Regions from separate parts of the Homo sapiens genome. Here all the other regions are linked to region 1. Evidence: chromatin contacts called from ENCODE Hi-C or POLR2A ChIA-PET data. All regions are on one chromosome and are shown on one strand. The core of a region is the stretch at or near the end of the contact, and the rest is flanking DNA. Distances in the headings are between cores, read along the strand shown.

What was found. Hi-C counts contacts between places; a loop is a spot of excess contacts on that map. ChIA-PET counts read pairs that join two places held with the same protein, here RNA polymerase II (POLR2A). Pooled maps may share reads with other maps.
Region 2: a map of ascending aorta shows a loop between it and region 1 (2.8-fold over the local background). The contact joins the enhancer-like site here to the promoter of NUP50-DT in region 1. A Hi-C loop is called at or near these places in 3 of 168 maps with a recorded cell type or tissue (CD8-positive, alpha-beta T cell, ascending aorta and chondrocyte) and 9 of 50 pooled maps.
Region 3: a pooled map shows a loop between it and region 1 (10-fold over the local background). The contact joins the enhancer-like site here to the promoter of NUP50-DT in region 1. A Hi-C loop is called at or near these places in 8 of 50 pooled maps. POLR2A ChIA-PET finds 5 or more read pairs at or near these places in 2 of 52 experiments (MCF 10A and activated T-cell).
Region 4: POLR2A ChIA-PET joins it to region 1 with 10 read pairs in MCF 10A. The contact joins the enhancer-like site here to the promoter of NUP50-DT in region 1. POLR2A ChIA-PET finds 5 or more read pairs at or near these places in 3 of 52 experiments (BJ, HEK293 and MCF 10A).

The regions. Positions count from the first base shown.
Region 1 is chr22:45,162,229-45,165,115 of GRCh38, forward strand. It overlaps NUP50-DT (NUP50 divergent transcript), which reads right to left and starts at 1,553. Exons shown (of 3, transcript NR_038956.1): 1 at 1,349-1,553. NUP50 (nucleoporin 50) reads left to right here and starts at 1,697. Exons shown (of 8, transcript NM_007172.4): 1 at 1,697-2,068. RefSeq lists silencers at 1,209-1,258, 2,029-2,258, 2,289-2,468 and an enhancer at 1,626-2,148.
Region 2 is chr22:45,552,195-45,555,116 of GRCh38, forward strand. The region is part of intron 14 of FBLN1 (fibulin 1); the gene reads left to right. Among named protein-coding and RNA genes, the nearest start is that of FBLN1, 51 kb to the left of the region's middle. RefSeq lists an enhancer at 1,653-1,762. Within about 2 kb of position 1,642, at least 28 of the 41 ENCODE cell types and tissues checked have a DNase peak (open chromatin) inside an H3K27ac peak, as active enhancers do; they include ascending aorta, where a contact is called at or near this core.
Region 3 is chr22:44,683,655-44,686,361 of GRCh38, forward strand. It overlaps a transcript of PRR5 not described here. Among named protein-coding and RNA genes, the nearest start is that of PRR5, 17 kb to the right of the region's middle. RefSeq lists enhancers at 457-996, 1,973-2,292, 2,173-2,673. Within about 2 kb of position 1,282, at least 9 of the 41 ENCODE cell types and tissues checked have a DNase peak (open chromatin) inside an H3K27ac peak, as active enhancers do.
Region 4 is chr22:45,468,639-45,471,480 of GRCh38, forward strand. No RefSeq gene overlaps it. Among named protein-coding and RNA genes, the nearest start is that of FBLN1, 33 kb to the right of the region's middle. Within about 2 kb of position 1,258, at least 8 of the 41 ENCODE cell types and tissues checked have a DNase peak (open chromatin) inside an H3K27ac peak, as active enhancers do.

The DNA of each region.
Region 1 (2,887 bases), core at 303-2,802:
AACTGATGACATTCCACCATCGTGATTTGTTCCTGCCCAACCTTAACTAAGTGATTAACCCTGTGAATTTCCTTCTCCTGGCTCAGAAGCTCCCCCACTGAGCACCTTGTGACCCCCCACCCCTGCCCACCAGAGAACAACCCCCTTTGACTGTAATTTTCCATTACCTTCCCAAATCCTATAAAACGGCCCCACCCCTATCTCCCTTCGCTGACTGTCTTTTTGGACTCAGCCCGCCTGCACCCAGGTGAAATAAACAGCCATGTTGCTCACACAAATCCTGTTTGGTGGTCTCTTCACACGGACGCGCATGAAACCTTGGTCGTGGGCCCTCGTGGTAGAGCCCATGTCCCCCAAGATTTCTTTGGCTGTGTTACCTTAGATTTGAACAAGCACTGTACCTAAGGCGGGCGCCTTCCTCCTCCCGCTTTCAGGAATGCCCTGCTCTGCCATTCTTTTGCTTTCTCACTTCTCTAATACACTTGCTTTCACTTTAGTCCGTGGACTCGCCCCGAATTCTTTCCTACGCGACATCCAAGAAGCCTCTCGCTGGGTCTGAGTGGAGACCTCTTTCTGGTAATAAACGGACTAGGGAGATTCGACTTTGAAGGTGAAAACAAAAACCACCATCCAGTTTATAAGAAGGCGCTCGAGGCCGGGAACGGTGGCTCAGGCCTGTAATCCCAGCACTTTGGGAGGCTGAGGTGGTGGGGCGGGGGGAGGGAATCACCTGAGGTCACGAGTTCGAGACCAGCCTGACCAATATGGTGAAAACCCGTCTCTACTAAAAATATAAACATTAGCCGGGCGTGGTGGCGCACGACTGTAATCCCAACTACTCGGGAGGCTGAGGCAGGAGAATCGCTTGAATCCGGGAGGCAGAGGTTGCAGTAGGCCAAGATCGTGCCACTTCACTCCAGCCTGGGCGAACAAGTTAAACTCTCCATCTCAAAAAAAAAAAAAAAAAAAGGGCGGCACTGGAAACAGCTGGGAGTGACAGGGCCAGGGATGAGGGATCGCAAGCTGCTGGTGAGAAAGGAGCTCAGAGGCTGCCTGGCCTACGGGCCAGGAGACCTCAGCGCAAAAAGCGCAGGACTCGTTCCCCTGCTCTACAGCTGAGTGCCCAGGACGGATCTCACTGGCTGAAAAAAACAGAAGAGAAGGCACCCAATGCAAAATCAAATGTCAGCGAACGAGGGGTCCTTTAACAGGCGGCCCACACGGCCCCTCCTGGCGCCGAGACCCAGCCCCTCCGGGCCACCCCGGCCAGGTACGACCAGCAGGGTCACCTGCGCGCGTCCCCCGAGACGGGGCCTCCTGATGTGAAGCGACCCCAGTGGCACCTCACACGATTCCCGAGGGTTGCGGGCGGCCTCTCCTCAGCCCTGCAGCTCCCACACGCGGACACCGCGGGCCTCGGCCATGTCCACTGACCGACCTTCCTCGCCGGAACTCCTCGCGCATCGCCGGCCCCTCAGCGGCGACTAGCGCGCGAACATCCTGGAAGACGCGTTGCCGGCCCCACGTGAGCCGACGCCCCAAAGCGCGGCTGCTGGCGCCGGCTACGAGATCAAGGTCGGCGCGTGCGCGCTTGCGCGAGACCGGCATTCTCAGCCCCGCGCCGGTTTCCAGGGAGCTGGGCGCATGCGCCGCGTAAGGGGCCCGGCCGGCGGAAGGAGGTGCTACTGCCGGAAGCGCCGGCGCGCTTGCGCAGTAGCTGAACGCGGGCGTTTCTTTCCTCCCTTTTTTTCGAATTGGTTTTGGGGGTAGATTCGAGTTACAAAATGGCCGCCCGGAGCGTGTTCGGCGCGGTTCCCCCAGCTGTCTCTGGCTGAACCGGCGCTCTCGCCTCCCTGCCGAACACAGCGTGAGGAGCCCCCCCAGGGATATGGTGTTTGAGTCTCTGGGCTTGCCGAGCACTAAGTCCTCTGAGTTCCGCAGCGCAGCACCGGAAGCGGCCGAGCGCGCTCAGCCCGGCGACCCCTGCGGGCTCCAGACCCCTGCGCCGCTGCGCCCCGGGTTTCGCCGCAACCAAGACCCAGCGAGTGCAGCGGCGGCCGCCGAGGAGGTGAGGAGCGGCGGCGGGCGCGGGAGGAGAAGAGGCTGAGGGCGGGAGCCTGGTGCTGAGAGCCCAGGGCCGGGAGGGCGGGAGCGGGCTCGGGCCTGGGAGGGGAGTGCGAGTGCAGGGCTGGGGACTGGACCCTGGGGAGGGAGGTGCGGGTTCAGCGCCGGGGGACGGGCCCCTGGGGAGGGGTGCGGGGCCGGGGGACCAGACCCTGGGGAGGGGCTTAAGGGGCTGGAGGACGGGACCCTGGGAAGTGGGGTACAGGGCTAGAGGTCGGGACTCTAGGGAGGGAGCCTGGGTCGGGCGCACGGGCCGGGCGGGGCGCGCGGTGGGGGAGCGACGGGTGGAGGGTGGGGTGGGATGACAGCGGCGACGCAGCCCCGGCTGTTTTTGAAGCGGGGCCCGGGCCCCACCGGGCTGCGGCGTCCGACTCGAGTGAGACTCTCCCCTGCGGCCCCGCCGGAGGTAGGGGGCTGGCAGGGCTGTCCTGGCGTGGTCTTCTCCGTTTCCTTCCTAGCGATTCCTCTCGAGCTTCCTCTCCCCCTGGCCGCCCCTCGTCTCTCTTCTCTTGGGCGCATTACCTCTCTGGCCTGTCTTACTGCGTTCCCGGGTTATTCATCACCCATTTGCTCGGTTCCATTAAGAACCAGCTTGGAGATTAGGTATTTCTGTCTCCTTACTTGGCCCCCTTGTTGTTTTCCTCCAACAAGGCACTTCACTATTAAGTGTAGCCAAATCTGTGTTTTCGTTTTAAGGTGATGTTGACAAGTTGAGCTTTCCAAGGGCAGAGCTACACCAGATGCCAGAGACCACATAACTATA
Region 2 (2,922 bases), core at 392-2,891, 390 kb after region 1:
GGAGGGGACCCCACCTGGCTGGGCGTGAGGGTGGGCAGGGGGCTGTCTGGAGTGGGCCATGCCTGCATGGAGGTGGAAGGGGGAGCGAATTAGGCAGAAGCGGCGGGAGTATGGACACATGTGCGGTGAAATGGGGAGTTCAGCCTGAAACCTGGGCCCTGTGTGCTGTGCAGTAAGGGATTGAGCTGCTGGGCGCCTGGCTTGTTCCAGCCCTTGGACTCCCGGGACTGATAGTGAGGAGGGGCCACCCCCTCTCAGCACTGCTAACCCCTCAGACTGGAGTTTTGTATTTTACAGCCCCTTTTCCTGCTCATCAAAAATCGAAGCTGCTTAACACGTTTTTTCATCTAAGCTTCAGAAAGCAATTTTTAAAATCTAAAAGAGCCATATTTAGGAGGGACCCATGGCCGGCGCTTCTGTGGTTAACAACTCAGCAAGAGCGCCTCCTTCGGGAGCCTTGACAGACAGGACTGCAGAGTCCGCTGCTGTGCCTTTCTCTCTCTCTCCACTCAGACGGCTTCCATCTGGGGAACATCCCGGCGGCCGAGGGCTGGTAACTGGAGCATGACCCAGGAAGCTGGGCCGCAAACCACAGGGCTCGGCCTTGTGGACAGGACCAGGCTGTTACAGTCCTGCCCACACAATTCCCTTCTGCCCGCAGGAGGAAGTGTGCAAAGCTGTCCCACAGCCTTCATGGGGCCGGACACATCCTCTTTATCCCCTCAGTGGGGCCGGCGCCTGATGACCTGTGGTCTAGAAAGCTGGAGCAAAGCCGGGTGGCCTTGGTTGCCGCTTCCCGGGGATGGGACACGAGTGAACAGCTGTGGGCCTGAGGGTGTAACACGGTGGACGGTGGCAGAGATAGAGCCGTCGATGGCCCCCCTGCCTTGGCCAGTTCCTGGGGCTTGTCTCCCGGACGACGAGCGTGTGAAAGTCAGGAAAATGCCGGCAGGGATATCCACAAGCACCTGGGGTGGCCAGAACTGCCGTGCCTCCCAGGAGAAGGAGGGGGCCTAGAGGGCCTTTTTTCTCTGGTGTGTGGTGGCTTAGGATCATTTCCATAGAGCTTGAGGTGTTAGGGTCAAATGTGTTGAACTGGCAAGTTGGAGCACATTGTCCTCTAACGCATGACATGGCCCAGGATGGGTGGCCTGCTGAGGGGACATGTCTGGAAACCAGGGCCTGCGTGGCAGGGGGGGACGGGGCGGGCTCGCCTATGCCCTGCTCTGTAATACATTCAGTGATGACAACCCGTCCCTGACCTAGACACACTGGCTAAAAGGGATTTTTGGGCCGTTCCCAGTCTGACAGGCAGTTTGCCAGACAGTTATGTTTCTGGTGTTTTAAAAAGTTTGAGTAGAGCGAAGTACGATCATTGAAGCCAGGACTTACCAGGAAAATCAAGGACATGTTTATTTTTGTGCATTAGTCATTTGCAAAGCACATAGCGGGTGCCCCAGGCCCTGCTCTTTGTCCAGAAGGAGCCAGCCCAGAAACTCCTAGTGTAGAGAAGGTTTTGGGGTGCTCTGAGGAATGACTGTGTGGGGTCGGAGGGGGAGCCTCCAGGGGAGGAGTGACCAGTCGCTGTGTGTGATGACGGCGGGAGCTGCACCAGAACACCACGCACACCTCCCATTGCTTTCCTCCGCTTCCCTCTGGCAAAACAAATTCCATCCCTGGTTAGTACCCGCCATGCTGAGAGAAGCGGGAAGCCGAAATCCCACCAGGGCGACTCTAGCGCCACCTGCTGACCAGCCCCATCCAGGCTGGTCCTGAAGTTGCTGGTGTGTGTGCGTGTGCGCGTGCTTGTGTGTGTGCATACATTGTGTGTGTAAAAGCTTTGAAGTAAGACAGGCCGACTTTGAAAGCCAAGCTTGCCCCTTACGACACACCACGGAGCTATCAGCAAGTTCTGCATCCTCAATGGGCGTCTGTCTTCCAGCCAGTAGAGCGGGAGGACGATGGGAGACAGTGGAGGGAGCGAGTGGAAGGAAAGTCTGCTGCTTGCAGCCTGCTCCCTGCACCCGGAAGCGCAGTTCACCTGCACCCGGAAGCACAGCTCATGGGTCCCATGCTCCTCCCCCAGTTCACGGACGCTTTGGTCATAGCTCCTCAGAGGCCCCCCTGGGGGAGAGCTCTCAGATCGCCTGGAGCACTCCCGTTTGGCCTGGACCTGGGCATCTCTGGGGCAGGCCACCGCCAGCAGCACCCGTGCCCACCTTCTTTCCTGCCTCTGTTTTGGGCCCCTCCCAGGCAGGACTCCCCCGTTCAGTGCCCCTGACTCCCAGGCCAGTCCTTTCTAAGAGCTTGGAATGATCACTAGCCAAGTAAATGCAAGGCCTCCTGTCAGTCCTGACAAACCTGGAAAGAGGAGGTAAAAGGAGACCCCAGTCTCGATAAATGCCTCAAGCAAGTCCAAGTAACCCAGCACGAGACATGGAAACTTAAAAAGCCAAAAGGGAGATGTGATAGAAGGCCAGGACGAGAGGATGCTCCTGACCTCAGAATCCAGACACAGCCCAGATGGCAGGGCTTCCTGGAGCACCTGGGCCAGGTCCTCTGGGGCTCCGCACCTGGGCCCTGCTTCCTCAGGCAGCCACCTTCAGAGTATGATGGGCCAGGAGTTCAGTACACAGGAGACGACCCCTGTCCCATCTTGTGACAAGAAATTAGAACTTGTTACTATCCTGTAGCGGAAGATAATACCGATCTCCATCCTGTCACAGGAGGTTAGAATCTGTAACAGGAAGTTGGAATCTGTGCTCATCCTATACAGGAAGTTAGGACCCGTCCCCGTCTCCACCACAGGAAGTTAGGACCCGTCCCCGTCTCCACCGCAGGAGGTTAGGACCCGTCCCCGTCTCCACCGCAGGAGGTTAGGACCCGTCCCCGTCTCCACCGCAGGAGGTTGGGACCCGTCCC
Region 3 (2,707 bases), core at 32-2,531, 480 kb before region 1:
TCATAGACCCTTGGGGACCTCTGAATCAGGTCCTCTGATTGGCCTCAGATCCAGTCCCTCTGGGGTCCCAAGCCCTGGCTGCAGAGTCACCCCCTCTCTCCTCCCCATGGCTCATTAGCTACATCCTAAGCCTCAGTCTCCCCATCAGTAAGATGAGAAGCCTACTCGCGAGCCACCCGGGGAATGGAAGCAGCTTCCACGGATGAACAACTGTGTCCACCCCTGTCATCCTTGATAGGGTTCATGGATGGCTGAAGAGGGGCCAGCCCAATCCTTTGTCAGAAGCCCTAGCCCAGGAACAGGGGCTGGGCCCCTCGCAGGGGTTGGTTTCATTGGCTTTGACTGCAGCGACAGGTAGGGTGTGTCCCCCGGACTGGGTGGGGGTGTCGAAACCAGGACTTCCAGAATTGATTGAGGGTCCAGGAGGGCCCGGGCCAGAGGGGTGGGCTGAGGAGGGGCCTGGGGCTTTTCAGTTAAACAAGCCACCTGTGGCCACCCCAGCCCCCACCCCAGTGCCCACAGAGCCTGAGCTGTGAGCCCAGTGAGGCCAGGAGCTGGAAGCCAGTCTGATCCAGCCTCGAGAGTGGTAGAAAATGTGCTGGTGATGGCCAGGCGCGGTGGCTTATACCTGTAATCCCGGCACTTTGGGAGGCCGAGGTAGGTGGATCACCTGAGGTCAGGAGTTCAAGACCAGCCTGGCCAACATGGTGAAACCCTGTCTCTACCAAAAAAAATACAAAAATTAGCTGGGCGTGGTGGCGGCAGCTGAGTAGTTCCAGCTACTCAGGAGGCTGAAGCAGGAAAATCACTTGAACCTGGGAGGTGGAGGTTGCAGTGAGCCGAGATCGCGCCATTGTACTCCAGCCTGGGCAACAGAGCGAGACTCAAAAGAAAATGTCCTGGGGATGATGGGGAAGGGGCAAAGAGCACTGGGGACCAGGGTCAGGATGCCTGAGGGTCACCTCCTACCCGCGGTCCAACTGCCTGTGCTGCCTGGTGTTGCCCAGCTTGCACCCGCCCCCAGCTCTCTGCCCAGGGCACTGTTGTGAGGTTAGGGGCAGACAGCGGGTGTGGGTGCAGAGCACAGGGCCGGGCTGATGTCAGCGTCCACAGTAGGGGAGCAGCCCCTTCCTGTCGCTCTGGTCTGTGCTCCACTTGGCCGTGCTGGGTGAGGTCATCCTTCCAGGCCCTGGTGAAATGTCATCTCTGGAGGCTCAGGCGTCCTCCCTCCTGGGGATTCTGGAGCCTCCCTTTACTGCCCTCTTGTGGCTCTCAGGGGAAGGGAAGTGGCAGCCCGGGACTCAGGGCCCGGCACGAAGTAGGCGCTCCTGGTGGCCGCTGGGGTTACTGACCGTGGGAAGCGTGTAGCTCCAGAGTCACAGCTGGGCTCTGATTTCAGCCCTTCCACTCACTCACCCTACAACCCGGGCAAGTCAGCTTTCCCTCGGAGCCTCTGGTTCCTCTTCTGAAAAATGTGGGTGGAAATTCTGGCCTGTAGGTCTGCCCCAGGTCGGAGGGTAGATGGGTACGCAGTGCCAGCACCCAGTAGGGCCTCCGTGAGTGAGCATGTGTCCTTTACCCCATGCACTGGGACAGTCCTGCTCTGCTGGTGACCCTACATATCCCACTCCTGTGCAAGGCCTCAGTCTCACCATCTGTAAAATGGACAGTGGAGACTAGAATGGACAGAGCAAGACCCCATCTCAAAACAAACAAACAAAAAACGATTTCTCCTCTGTCTGGAATAGAGCCATGTGTATTTAATCAGAAAAATGTTTTCCCTCCTCCACCCCAAATCTGTGGATGCTCCATAGAGAAGGGCCATGCTTATCCCTCAGTTTCTCCTTAAGGTGGGAGCCTTGCGCTTTCAGAGAAGCCAGTGAAAGCCACACCCCTCTCGCCAGTGAAAGCCACACCCCTCTCCCCAGTGAAAGCCACACCCTCTCCCCAGTGAAAGCCACACCCCTCTCCCCAGTGAAAGCCACAAGCTCTCCCCAGTGAAAGGCACACTCACAGCCACCGTGACTCTGCCAGGCGTGGGCTGTGGTGCCTGACACCCTCTCAGACATGCCCAGGCACATGCTGGAGTTGCTCAGAACTTCTACACAGAATCCCAAGCACCAAGGGTGGGGCTGGAATCAAAGCCGAGATACGTGATGCCCCTTCCGCCTAACTTTGTCCCCTTCTAACCCAGATAGTGCCCAGAAAGATGGTTCCACTTGCAGGCCCTGTGCCCAGGGCCCTGGCTTCCGTGGTACCATCCTTTCTCCCTGGGGGAGCACCGTGATGATGCCACACATCAGAAGTTCCCCTATTGGGGCCCGGCATGGTGGCTCACGTCTGTAATCCCAGCACTCTGGGAGGCCAAGGCAGGCAAATCCCCTGAGGTCAGGAGTGAGAGCAGGCTGGCCAACATGGTGAAACCCCGTTTCTACTAAAAGTACAAACATTAGCCAGGTGTGGTAACACACACCTGTAATCTCAGCTACTTGGAGGCTGAGGCACAAGAATCCTTGAACCCAGGAGAGAGAGGTTGCAGTGAGCTGAGATCGCACCACTGCACTCCAGCCTGGGCGACAGAGTGAGACTGTCTCAAAACAAAAAGAAAAGAAAAAGAAGTTCCCCTATTGGGCACCTGGCTTTCACAACATCTTGTTCTATTCTTGTGTTTTTGTTGTTGTTGTTGTTGTTGATTTTTTTGAGACAG
Region 4 (2,842 bases), core at 8-2,507, 310 kb after region 1:
AGGCACGTCACATGGCAAAAGCAGAAAGGTGAGAGAGAAAGAGAGAGAGAAGAAGGGGAGGTGCCACACACTTTTAAATGACCAGATGTTGTATAAACTCGGGGTTAGAACTCACTTATCAGCAAGGGGATAGCCCAAGCCATTCATGAGAAATTGGCCGCCATGATCCAAACACCTCCCACCAGGCCCCACCTCCAACATTGGGGATTACAATTCAACATGAGATACGGGTGGGGACAAATATCCCAACTGTATCAGCAAGGATATTTCTATATTTTGGAAATCTTTCCATTCGAAATTGACAAAACGAACAAAGGCTTGTCACTGGAAGTGGTAAGCTTCAGTATTGCGGGGGGGGTTGGGGAGGGCAATTGCTCACGGGGAACTGGCATTTTCCAGATTCGTTCCAACTCACTTGATCAATGAGTCATTACTGTGTGGTGTTTTTAAAAAGCAGTTGAAATATTCTATTGCTGCAGCAGAGAAGGATCCAGGCAGCCCAGCTCCAGGTTTTGAGTCTCGGTGGTGACTTCAGCGTTTAGAAACAATTGTTTTTGGTTCAGTTCTAAAGCATTATGAATTCTGTTTAACTATGAACAAATTTTTACTTGACCCTCTAAAGTAGATCTCCTATCTTTATGATCTGTTTCATTTTCCATTAAAGTTTTAAAAACATATTTCAAATATCCCCTGGCATCAAAATGAAGTTATAAGACCTCAGAATCACCAACAAACGCTCTCTTTCTAGAATGCGAATGTGTGGGGAAGTTTTATTAAAGTGATTTTCATGTGCAAAAAGAGATTAGGCACGAATAAAGCCTGCCATAAAAAGCACACACGTTCTCTGGGGAATGTCTCAGTTTTGATTTCAGGGTTCAGTCTCGGTGAGATAATGATAGTCTTTAACATATGCATATTTCTTTTCTTTTTTAGTTTGGGCTTGTTTTTTGTTTGTTTGGCCTATGTCCCCATTGTGACTCTAACTTGCCAAAACTTAAACCTGAAAAACTGGCATTAGAAATTAGGCATAACATTACGAAATTACACATACCTCCAAATTTTTTCATGCCTTTTGGATAGTCTCAATTCCAATGTTGTTTTATGCCAATAATGAACATGTGCTGAGATGCAGTGCGGGTTGTTAAAAGTGCTTGCCAAACATACTTCTAAAGCTAACCCCGTTAGGGGAAGAAAAAAAACATCACATTACAGCACATTGGCTCAAAAGCAATGTACCCAAAGGTTGGCCCTCAAATGTTTCTCATTAAGAATCTTCCCTCCCCAAGGGCAGGCCTGGACTTGTTTGTTCCTTAATTTTCAGCCTTTAGCTCAGTGCCCAGCAGTGTGAGGTGGTTAATTGCTGCCAACCAGACAGGTTATTTGAAAATATTTGCCTTTAAGAGGTGTGTTAAATGAACAGTCCCCAGAAGTAAGATCCACGCCTCAGGGCAAAGGATGTTGTACTGCTTTTCACTTCCAAAGTGGACTTTCAAACTGAGATGTCGCTCTGAAATCCAAGAAGCTGCTTGGCCTGGAGGGAAAGGTTTCTGAGAGGGGCAGAAGAGAGTGCTGGCACCGCTGTGTTCCTGGGTAGGGCTGTGCCATGCCATGCTCCACACTCTCCTTTATTTTTATTTTTTTATTTCTTTTTGTTTGAGATGGAGTCTTGCTCTGTCACCCAGGGTGGAGTGCAATGTCACGATCTCGGCTCACTGCAACCTCTGCCTCCTGGGTTCAAGCAATTCTCCTGCCTCAGCCTCCTGAGTAGCTGGAATTACACGCACTCACCCCCACGCCTGGCTAATTTTTGTATTTTTAGTAGAGATGGGTTTTTACCATGTTGGCCAGGCTGGTCTCAAATTCCTGACCTTAAGTGATCTGCCCCCCTCAGCCTCCCAAAGTGCAGGGATTAAAGGCATGAGCTATCACGCCCGGCCCACACTCCTCCTTTAGGATAGTAGGGCCTGCACCCGGGTGGGGTGAGGGCTGGTGCAGACAGGACCCACTGGTGGCTTCTATCTGGAATAAGCTTCTTTTTTTTTTCTTTTTTTAAATTTTTTAATTTTTTTTATTATTATTATACTTCAAGTTTTAGGGTACATGTGCACAATGTGCAGGTTAGTTACATATGTATACATGTGCCATGCTGGTGTGCTGCACCCATTAACTCGTCATTTAGCATTAGGTATATCTCCTAATGCTATCCCTCCCCCCTCCCCCCTCCCCGCTGGAATAAGCTTCTTCATCCCTAAGTCATTCTCACTTGTTCTTCAAAACTCTGGTGAGAAGCTCCCACTCTGCGGAGACTACTTTGAGGCCCAGTCTGGGTTACCTGTCTCCTCTCCTGCGCTCTCCGGGTCCTCCCCGTGTCTGCCTGTCACAAGCTAAGCCCAAGGTATTGCCATCCTGTTTCCCTCCTGGCCTGTCAGCTCCTTTGGGAGGGGACCACGTGTGGCGCATCTTTGTGTCTCTGTGACCAGCAAAGGATGCTCCTACGTTCCCCACTAGCCCCCCCTCTGCCCACCCCAATTCATCAACGTTCTTTTGAAGGTGCTTTGTCCTCGCCCGCCCACCGCCACCCCCAGCTGCTTTTTCCTTGTGCTTGCTTTCCAGCACTTTGACTGTGCTGTCCCTAGAATGTGGTTTTCTGTATGTTTATCCTGCTGGGGCTAAGTAGAGCTGCTTTATTCTGTGGATTGTCATCTTTTATTATTTTCTGGAAATTCTTGGCCATAATCTGTTCCTTTCTCTGCTCCCGTTCCTCTCTCTCTCTCCTTTTATTCTGGGACTATGCTTACTTGAAGGGGTGATACGGTTTGGCTCTGTGTCCCCACCCAAATCT